2 separate regions of the Homo sapiens genome follow, and region 2 is linked to region 1. Evidence: chromatin loops called from intact Hi-C (ENCODE). Cell type or tissue: PC-3. All regions are shown on one strand.

What was found. A loop is a pair of places that touch in the nucleus more often than their neighbours do. Peaks named below come from ENCODE experiments on the same cell type or tissue, not always from the same donor. Only the 100,000 strongest peaks of a DNase experiment are listed, where the experiment ranks them.
Region 2: it touches region 1 in a loop (11-fold over the local background); 1 of 110 quality-filtered maps calls a loop at or near these places.

The regions. Positions count from the first base shown.
Region 1 is chr5:27,006,179-27,011,178 of GRCh38, forward strand. The region is part of intron 1 of CDH9 (cadherin 9); the gene reads right to left. Among named protein-coding and RNA genes, the nearest start is that of CDH9, 30 kb to the right of the region's middle. In PC-3, no CTCF peak of the experiment used is centred here; no DNase peak of the experiment used is centred here; H3K4me3 peaks cover 981 bases; H3K27ac peaks cover 1,670 bases.
Region 2 is chr5:26,892,809-26,897,808 of GRCh38, forward strand. The region is part of intron 7 of CDH9 (cadherin 9); the gene reads right to left. Among named protein-coding and RNA genes, the nearest start is that of CDH9, 140 kb to the right of the region's middle. In PC-3, a CTCF peak has its summit at 1,945; a DNase peak (open chromatin) is centred at 2,173; H3K27ac peaks cover 838 bases.

The DNA.
Region 1 (5,000 bases):
TTTTTAAAAATAAAAAATAAAATAAAATTAGTCATATGAAAGAGAGGTTTAGATAAACACATTTATCAAATCATCATTTATTATTAGATTTACCAGAAATTATGTTTACTGTATGATTCATTTTCAGGTCTTCTTCATTTTCCTCAGTGCTACAAAAGGTAAACTCAGAACTGTATACCTGGGCTCACTAGTTCATTAGTCCTGGGTTGGGTTTAGCCAGTGTGAAGCACAGGCAGGAGATCAAGGGTAGGAGGAGAGGAGTTCTATTCTCCTCTATGCAGCACCACTAAGAGTTGGCTGCTTTACAGTGAGCCACAGCTTCTTTCAGATGGTGCTCTGCTAAGATAACAGGATGCTCTCTCTGGAGTAATATCTGCTCCCAACCGGTGTTTCTTCAGGGCCAGGATGTGTAAGAGGCTCATTCTGTTGAGAATTCCTGCTTTAGTAGCATCCCTAGTCAGCTCCCTTAACTGTACCCACATCCTCTGTTAAGTCCTTCCCAATGATTGCATTTGAGTACATCATCTGGTTCCTGAAAATACCTTGACAGAATTAGGGAAAGGTGAATAGATCATGCTGCTCCCATGGAATAAAGTATCATATCATGAAGTCATCAAAAAATCTATGTATTGTTGTCACCCTTTCATCAAATAAATATGAAGTGTCTACTGATTTTCTAGGCATTTTTCTTGGTGGACAGAACAGCAGACTCCTTGAGGAGTTTTCACTCTAGAAACATAGTCTACATACATAACCAGAGAGTTTGTGACACATCCCTGGATAGAATACTGCCCCTAGAAGTCATTTATTGAATAATATTTAATCTACTGAGAAAATGAAAGAAAAACTTTGATTTATATAGCAAGTTTTTAATCAGCAGAGAAAGCTATAAATGAATTTTCAGCCTATGGTTTCATGTCAGCTTCCAGCTTCAGAAATGAACATCAGAGTTTGTCAGATGCAAGCTAATGAGTGTCTTACATGAGCCAGCCTACACAAAGTACTTTTCATTTGAGAAAAAGCACACAGTGTTAAAAATTGTCTATATTTAAAACTGTATTTGATTTGACAGAGCTTCTGTCTTAAGTTAGCTGGAGAAAGCAATAGTTCAGCCCAAACTGTTAGCCAGTTTATGTCTGTGGGTAGGGAGGGGAGGATGGCAATGGGTAGGTGGATGGGGAGGATGTGCATGGCAATATTGAGAAGAGAAATGGGAATTAAACAGCTATATAAGGGCAAATTATAAAATGTATGCAAATTTATAATAACTTATTATAAAAGTAGAGATACCCATGATACATAATATAGTAATCAATTATTCAAGAGTTTATTATGAATTTTTAAGAAAAATCTCAACTTTTCTCCTTCAATGAAACTTTTTGTCAGCCTGGTGACAGAATTATATTTTTAAAGCACAAATAAATATATAAAATATGGACTATTACATAGGAAACAAATTCTATTAAAATAGACCTATGAAATACTTTTTAAAACAGTTATGGTAAAATAATATTTGTGTATCTTAATTAATTCAATAAATAACAAAATCAAGCAGCAGGTCTAATCATTGCCAAAATTTCAAACAAGTAATACACATACAAGGTATTTAGTATAATATTTGTTTTCTACTGATGATAAATTCATGGATATTTCTCATACTGCTGTGAATTGATACCCATAGTCATAATTGAGGAGGACACTAAATTTCAATTAGATATTAGGATGAATATTAATTTTTTTTCAGGTTAAATTTATGGGCTCCATGTTAAACAGACTTAGAACAACTTTCAAAAAAAAAGACACTTACATTTGGATAACTGTGTAATTTTACATAGACGTTATACATGTGGAACAGAAAAACTGAATGAACAGTAAACCTGGAATGAGGAGATACGGATTAATATTCTGAGCTTGTCACTATTTTAATGAGTTTACTGGAATTTATTAACTAGGTTTTATTTTTATTATATCTAGCATGGGAATCATGAGCTGACCTTACAAGGAGATAAGTTGACTAAATAAAACTATGTGTATAAACCGGGCGGGGTGGCTCACGCCTGTAATCCCAGCATTTTGGGAGGCGGGTGGATCACTTGAGGCCTGAAGTTTGAGACCAGCCTGGCCAACATGATGAAACCCCATCTCCACTAAAAATACAAAAATCAGCTGAGTGTGGTGGCGGGTGCCTGTAATACCAGCTACTTGAGAGGCTAAGTCATGATAATCACTTGAACAGGTGAGGCACTGATTACAGTGAGCTGACATTGCACCACTGCACTCCAGCCTGGGCAACGGAGTGAGACCCTCTTTCAAAAAAAAAAAGTATATGTATAGCAAGAACCTAAGAAATAAGTACATCTATAATATAAAATTACAGTCTTTTTCTTTCAAAAATAAATTATTGATTAGGTCACAATATAATCATTTTCTATTACAGGGCAATAAAAACAATGTGCATTTACCCAGAAAACTATAAATGATATTTGAGAGGTTCCTTGTAAACTTACATTTGCCATTTTAAAGACATAAGCACATTCAGTTTATAGTAAGTGTTAATGTGATTGCATGGTAGATGCTGCAGTGCTCCCTGCAGATCTCATTTACCAAGCCAGTCCACAAATATTATGAACTGGACTATGACAGCTCATTGTTTGTAATACCACTATAATTATTTGTTCTACCTCTGCCAAGGCAAGGAAAAATAACTTTGCAATTGAAGTTCAATCTTATAACATCTCCACCCAGAATTGACACTCATGGATTCCAGTAAATTTTCATGAACCAAATAAGGTTACTTTGTCTAACTTCAAAGGCATTAGTGAAGAACCATCTTACCACTCACTTAGAAGATAGAAATATTTGGTAAATAACATGATGATCATGGTGACTCACCCCAAGGTTACCAAATATGAGAATGATTCTTTCTCCCGCAGAAAAATACTCAAGAAAGGCAGCTCACAAGCCATATCCAGGATTGTTATCAAGTTCAAATTGAAGGATTTGATAATTTATACATTGATCCAGTTTGTGTTTGGGTTGGAGGATCGGGGATAGTGAGAGAATGAGGAGGAAAAATAACAAGTTGTAGTTTCTACATCAAGTTTAGAGGAAGCATCACAAGACAAAGAAACCTATGCATTAAAAGATATTGTATCTGCTCTCCCACATGCGATAAACAGTGGTGACACAGAGGTAGTGTAAACACAATAAATGATTTACCTCTAAAAGGAGAAGAAAGAGAAACACATGGCAGCCAATGGAATTTTGTCCTGTTGCCAGCCCCCCTAATCTGGGAGTTGAGAATTAGGCAGAAAAAGTATTCAATTTTTCTGCTAAGAGGGGCTCCCCTATCTACTATTCTGTGGGTCCATTCACCTTCTGGAATACTTTCATTTTCATTAACCTCATTGGCCAGCACCAAAGAAGGCAATGGATACTATATATACACTCCTTGAGAGTCATACAGGTTTCTTAGCCAGCTCATTGGCTATGGAAATTGATGGCCCTGAGGTTATTTCAGCCTCAACAAGACTCAGACTTCCTTTGTCTGGCCTGGTGGTTTCTCTGGCAGGATAACTCTCTTAAAAACGAAATGCCTTATCTATTTGACTCCAGTCAGTTTCATGTGTCAAGAGATATGCCACAGAAATAGCATCTTTTTAAGCATACTTCTTAGAATTTCTATAGTTGTTTTCTTACTCTGGCTCCATAGACTTTGCTGTGTCTATTAAATTATGGGTCCCTTGGCCTTATTGAGCTTTGTTAGGTGAGACACAGCTTTAACGTGAGGCATTTTGTCCAATTAAAAGGATTTACTGGGAACTGAACCCTTGGCGGAGTCCTTAATCTTCCTTATATAATCATTCAGAAGTTTAAAAATAGATGAACAGCCATTCACTTGATATGAGATCTATCCTGTTAACAAATTGTTAAATGCACAGTATATTATTGTTAACTATAAGGACAATATTATACTGCAGCTCTCTAGAATTTTGTTTTTCATTTGAAATAACTGAAACATTACACTCTTTGAACAGCACTTATATCAATGTTTCCCTCCCCTCAGTCACTGGTAACCCCCATTCTACTTTGTGCTGTTATTAGTTTACTTTAGATCCTCACGTAAGTGGAATGATGATGTATTTGTCTTTGTAACAAATGATATTAGCCAGTTACACACAAAGGTGTATCCTTATTTCTATCTTTCATCAAGGAGTGTCAGAGATATTTGTATCTTTCCTGTACCCCAGCAATCCCTCATGTGTGCCTCATCTCCATTACTTTACATCTTGCCAATAATTTGTCAAAAGACTTTCTAAACTTATCCCTTTCTTACAGTACTTTGAAAATACAGCCATAGTGACAAGCACACCCTAGGAATATTCTGTTTTCCCACATTTTGCCCGAAAATCCTACATTGAGTGCAGGATCTGCCTTCCAAGTTATCACAAGTGACAGTTTTACCAAATGTTACACCTTCGAGAAAAATTCATCTTCATCTTTTTAGACTCTAATGAGGCTTTCTTCACTGCTGGATGGCCAGGCCTTAAGCCAATGCTGCAAATTTCATACATACTTTTAAGACAGCATTTCATTTCTGGTAGATATATGTGCACCAGTTGCAGTGGCATGAGTTATTTTGTGGAAACAGACAAATCTCAAAACCACAATGTCTTTAAAAGCAAATGTTTATTCTTGTTTATGCTATATGACCACTGTGGTTTTCCAGGGAGGCTGATAACACTTTATCAACAGGAATCTAAGGAATGGAAAGTTCCATCACCATGTTCCCATAATTGTCAAGAAAAGAGAGGGAACCTGGAAAATCTTATGGCCCTTAAGCTTTCCACAGGTGAGACACATTCACTTGCATTCACATTTCAATGGGCATAAAGAATTCCACGATTATTTCTAAAGTTAGAGGTGGGGGAGAAGTGCAATCAAGACTATTATCTCTCTAAGTGAGGGAAAGCCAGAAATATTTGGTCAACAGTTCTGAT
Region 2 (5,000 bases), 110 kb before region 1:
CAAGCTCCGCCTTCCAGGTTTCCGCCATTCTCCTGCCTCAGCCTCCCGAGTAGCTGGAACTACAGGCGCCCACCACCATGTCCGGCTAATTTTTTTTTGTATTTTTAGTAGAGACAGGGTTTCACCGTGTTAGCCAGGATGGTCTCGATCTCATGACCTCGTGATCCGCCTGCCTTGGCCTCCCAAAGTGCTAGGACTACAGGCGTGAACCACCACACCCTGCCAGTATTGGCAATTTTTAAATTATTGGGTGAACATACATTAACCTAAATTGTATGATTCTTTTGTTTGAATTGTTTATTAAAGGACATACTATTTAATCTATTGTTTAAGAATTATGCTGAACTTAAGGGATCTATTAAGTAAATGGGTCTGATCATAATTTTAACAATTTAATATAGTACATGAAGATGCTTGCTTAATTTATTTTCTGCTAAATTTTATAAAACAATTATTGCTGAGTCATAGATACTGCTTCAAAGAGAGTATTTGGGCCTTTGGAAAAAAGTTATTTGGTGTCATCTCAGTGGTGGAATGGCTAAAAACTTATATACTTGGTCTCAGGTTTTACCTCACTCCCAGTACATGGAACCAGTTCAGTTGTCTCTGTTTTGTCATTCAACAGGATTTTACAATGCACAACAGAAGTACATGCAAATGATAGTATTCCCTCAGTTTTTCAATAATCGTTATTGTAATCTTTTCACATGGTGTTATGAAAAGAATTTAGGCACTTAAAATACACTCATTTGACATATGATTGCTGCCCAAGAGTAGCCTATATTTCTTGGGTGGGAAGTCCTAAGGCTATAAAGGAGAAATAGAAACCTAGATATAAAAATATGTAAGAATGCATAACAGCATATATATATATTTTATTTTATTTTATTTTATTTTTATTTTTGGAAGCAAATGTCATGCTGGCTTTTAGCCAACAATTGTTTGTCAGAGTATTATCAGAGATAGATCCGATTTGCAAAATAACAATGTAGTAAAATTGAGCATGCAAGTCATACTGAAATTTTTCTTTTAAACCTCTATTTCCAGTTGTGCTAACATGAAACAAAATATTATGTTTCCTACCTATAGGTTTCAACCCTTTCACAATTCCTGATGTGGGCTTTATTGATGTTGGGACCAAATCACTATTATAAGGTTTTTGAGAGAAAAGCAAATAAAGTCATTGGAACAACAAAAATATTTTATTTTCCTTAGCTACACAAATTCTGCTTATGAATAAAAACAAACCTAAAACGTACACAAAGAAAGAGGAAGCAAAAGAACATAATTACATCTGTGCATTGAATGGAGCTCAATTCATAATATTCACCTGTAAATATTTCTCTCTATTGTTGGAAAGGTCAATAGTTAACCATTACCTGCTTATGTCTGAATAGATCTTGGATTTCTTCCTGCTGTTTGCATTGAAGGTCAAAGAGGAAAATAAAATTTCCTTTTGTGCTCATTGCTAGCTGCCCTAGCGTTTAGCCTAGAGATTTTGATGGTATTTCTATAACTGAGGAATAGCTAACAATTGCAACATGATAAAAATCAAGCTTTGATACACTTGTATCTTTTTTCAGGATCAAAATAGATTTGGGTTTCTGGCCACCTTACTCTTAGGTACAACCTTGAAAGACACTGTTTTTCACTTTAAGAATTCATGAAGGCACTCACAGACGATACAGAAATAGCTCACTTTTAACTTTGACAGCGCCAACTTCCAGGTCTATATTCAAATTTTTGTTTCCAGTGCAAGTGATGTCTCACAATTTGTCAAAGCTCAGAGATAATTTTCTTTTATTTAGCAGCCAAACTTCTATTTTCACCCAGAATAGCACATTCAGATTTACTTATTAATAATAAATACATTGGATTACCACAAATGACCAGAAAGAGCCTGATAAACCCTTAACACAGAACAAAGCTATCTCTATGTTCCAGCAGATGGCCTACTATAACAACAATATTTTATTGGTCCCCCTGCATTGAATTTTGAACAATCAGTTTAAAAAGGCCATTGTCATAAGTTTTGTATAAATACTCTCTGCAGAGACAGGATCCAATCATATAGGCATCAAATAACATGTGAAAGAGAGCACAAGGGCTCTCTTCCCACAAAAGCTGAACTCTGCTTTTCATTTTTCTTATTTGCTTTATATTTTTATGTTCTACCATTAAAAGTCAAGCATGTATCATATATCTATATTTTTACCTAGCACAAATAATCTAAACTCAATTATAGACACCAGAATAAATGAGTAATATGCAGAAATATGTCAAGAATGCATTCCTTTTTCTCTGCTGGATTCCATATATTTCTTCCACTGACTAAGTCAATTTAGGTAGGACATAATTTGCTTTTTACTTTTCAGCTACTGCTTTCCAGAAACATGTTTTCATAGCTGTGACCTAGCCATTCATTATCCCTCAAAAATGAATATTGAGTATTAGCTATACAATGACATTATTTATAATTTCATTTGAAAAAATAGTTCAAATCTTTTTTGCAGAGATTAGTGATATTATTGTTAGATTATTATTATTTTACCTTTTGCAATAAAATCAAGCAAATATGAGAGAAGCACCACTATACAGGAATGCACTTACACATTTATTCCAGTTTATTTTGAAGTCATGGACATTTTATTGAGGCATAATTAAATCCCTCACCAGAAAGTTTGTTTTGTTACTTTTCAATTCCACAGCAGTAGAAAGGATCTTTTAAAAATCATTGAACTTTAAATACGTTAAGCATAAAATAGGTGTAAAATGAGGCAACATGTTATTTCAGATCTTGTAAAGCTATAATCAACCCTATAACTTTGGAGATTCGTGATTACTAATGAGGTGAAGCAGAGCTGACAACAGCTGCTAATTGTAACCATAATCTCATGTTGCAAGTGGCAGATGTATTTCAGAAAATATATTTGATGAACAGATTTAATCGTGGATGAGAATTAGTTCCCAATCTTTCCCTGGAAAAATGTTTCTCTGTGATGCTTATCATAGCCTATTTCTGCTCTGAGATCAGTCATCCTTCTAAATTTGATCGTAGCAAACAAAACAGTCCCATGCTACAATGTTGCATTCTTGTTGAATTATTGCTGATTTTTCTTCACACTATAATTGGATATCTAAGGCTTTTTTGCATACATTTTGAATGCTAACAGAAGCCATCCTCTGTGCTATGCTTTCCGGTATGGCCTTGCAAATTGGCAGAATTGGTAGTACCATCTGAAGAATACAATTTGAGATTAATTTCGCTCAATATTTTTCCACTCCTTATAATAATCTTGAGATGCTACAGGTGAAATTATAATTGATTATTTCTAGGACTTGAGTACCCTATACAAAACAAAGATTTCCGGATGACCTTTAAACTGAACTTTTTTAAAGCCATTTTTTTAAACACTGGGAAGCAAGTTTGCAAATTTTACTATCAGTCTTTGAATGAGAAATTTTACTTTTGAAATTATATCCTTGGGAAATTATCAGATACAGGAGAGGTTTTATATACACACATGGAAATTATCAGATATAGGGAGATTTTATATGCACATACACACCAAGTATATGTGTGTATGTAAAGATTGTATATATCTCTAATCTAAATATTTATTTATGATGTATAATATACATGATAGTATATCATTTATACAATAGTATGAAATGAAATGAATTTCATTTCATTATAGAATAGAATGAAATGAAAATTTCATTTCATTATACAATAGAATGAAATGAAAATTTCATTTCATTATACAACAGAATGAAATGAAGGCAGAAATAAATAAGTTATTTGAAACCTATAAGAACAAAGACACATATAACAGAATCTCTGGGACACAGCTAAAGCAGTGTTTAGAGGGAAATTTATAGCACTAAATGCCCACAGGAGAAAGTGGGAAAGAGCTAAACTTGACACCCAAACATCACAATTAAAAGAACTGGAGAAGCAAGAGCAAGCAAATTCAAAAGCTAGCAGAAGACAAGAAATAACTAACATCAGAGCAGAGCTGAAGGAGATAGAGACACAAAAAAACCCTCAAAAAAATCAATGAATTCAGGAGTAGTTTTTTTGAAAAGATTAAGAAATAGGTGGACCACTTGCCAGACTAATAAAGAAGAAAAGAGAGAAGAATCAAATAGACACAATAAAAAATGATAAAGGGAATATCACCAGTGATCCCACAGAAATACAAACTACCATTAGAGAATACTATAAAAACCTCTATGCATATAAACTAAAAAAACTAGAAGAAATTCATAAATTCCTGGACACATACACCCTCCAAAGACTAAACCAGGAAGAAGTTGAATCCCTGAATAGACCAATAACAAATTCTGAAATTCAGGCAGTAATTAATAACCTACCAACAAAAAAAAAGCCCAAGAACAGACGGATTCACAGCCAAATTTTACCAGAGATACATAGAGGAGCTGGTACCATTTCTTCTGAAACTATTCCAAACAATAGAAAAAGAGGGACTCTCCCCAATTCATTTTATGAGGCCAGCATCTTTCTGATAACAAAACATGTCAGAGACACAACAAAAAAAGAAAATTTCAGGCCAATAACCCTGATAAACATTGATGTGAAAATCCTCAGTAATATACTGGCAAACTCAATCCAGCAGCAAATCAAAAAGCTTATCAACCACGATCAAGTTGGCTTCATCCCTGGGATGCAAGACTGGTTCAATATGCATAAATCAATAAAGTAAGCCATCATATAAACAGAGCCAATGACAAAAACCACATGATTATCTCAATAGATGAAGGAAAGGCCTTCAATAAACTTCAACACCCTTTCATGCTATAAACTTTCAATAAACTAGGTATGGAGGGAACGTATCTCAAAATAGTAAGAGTTATTTATGACAAACCCACAGCCAATATCATACTGAATGGGCACAGGCTGGAAACATTCCCTTTGAAAACTGGCACAAGACAAGGATGTCCTCTCTCACCACTCCTATTCATTCAACATAGTATTG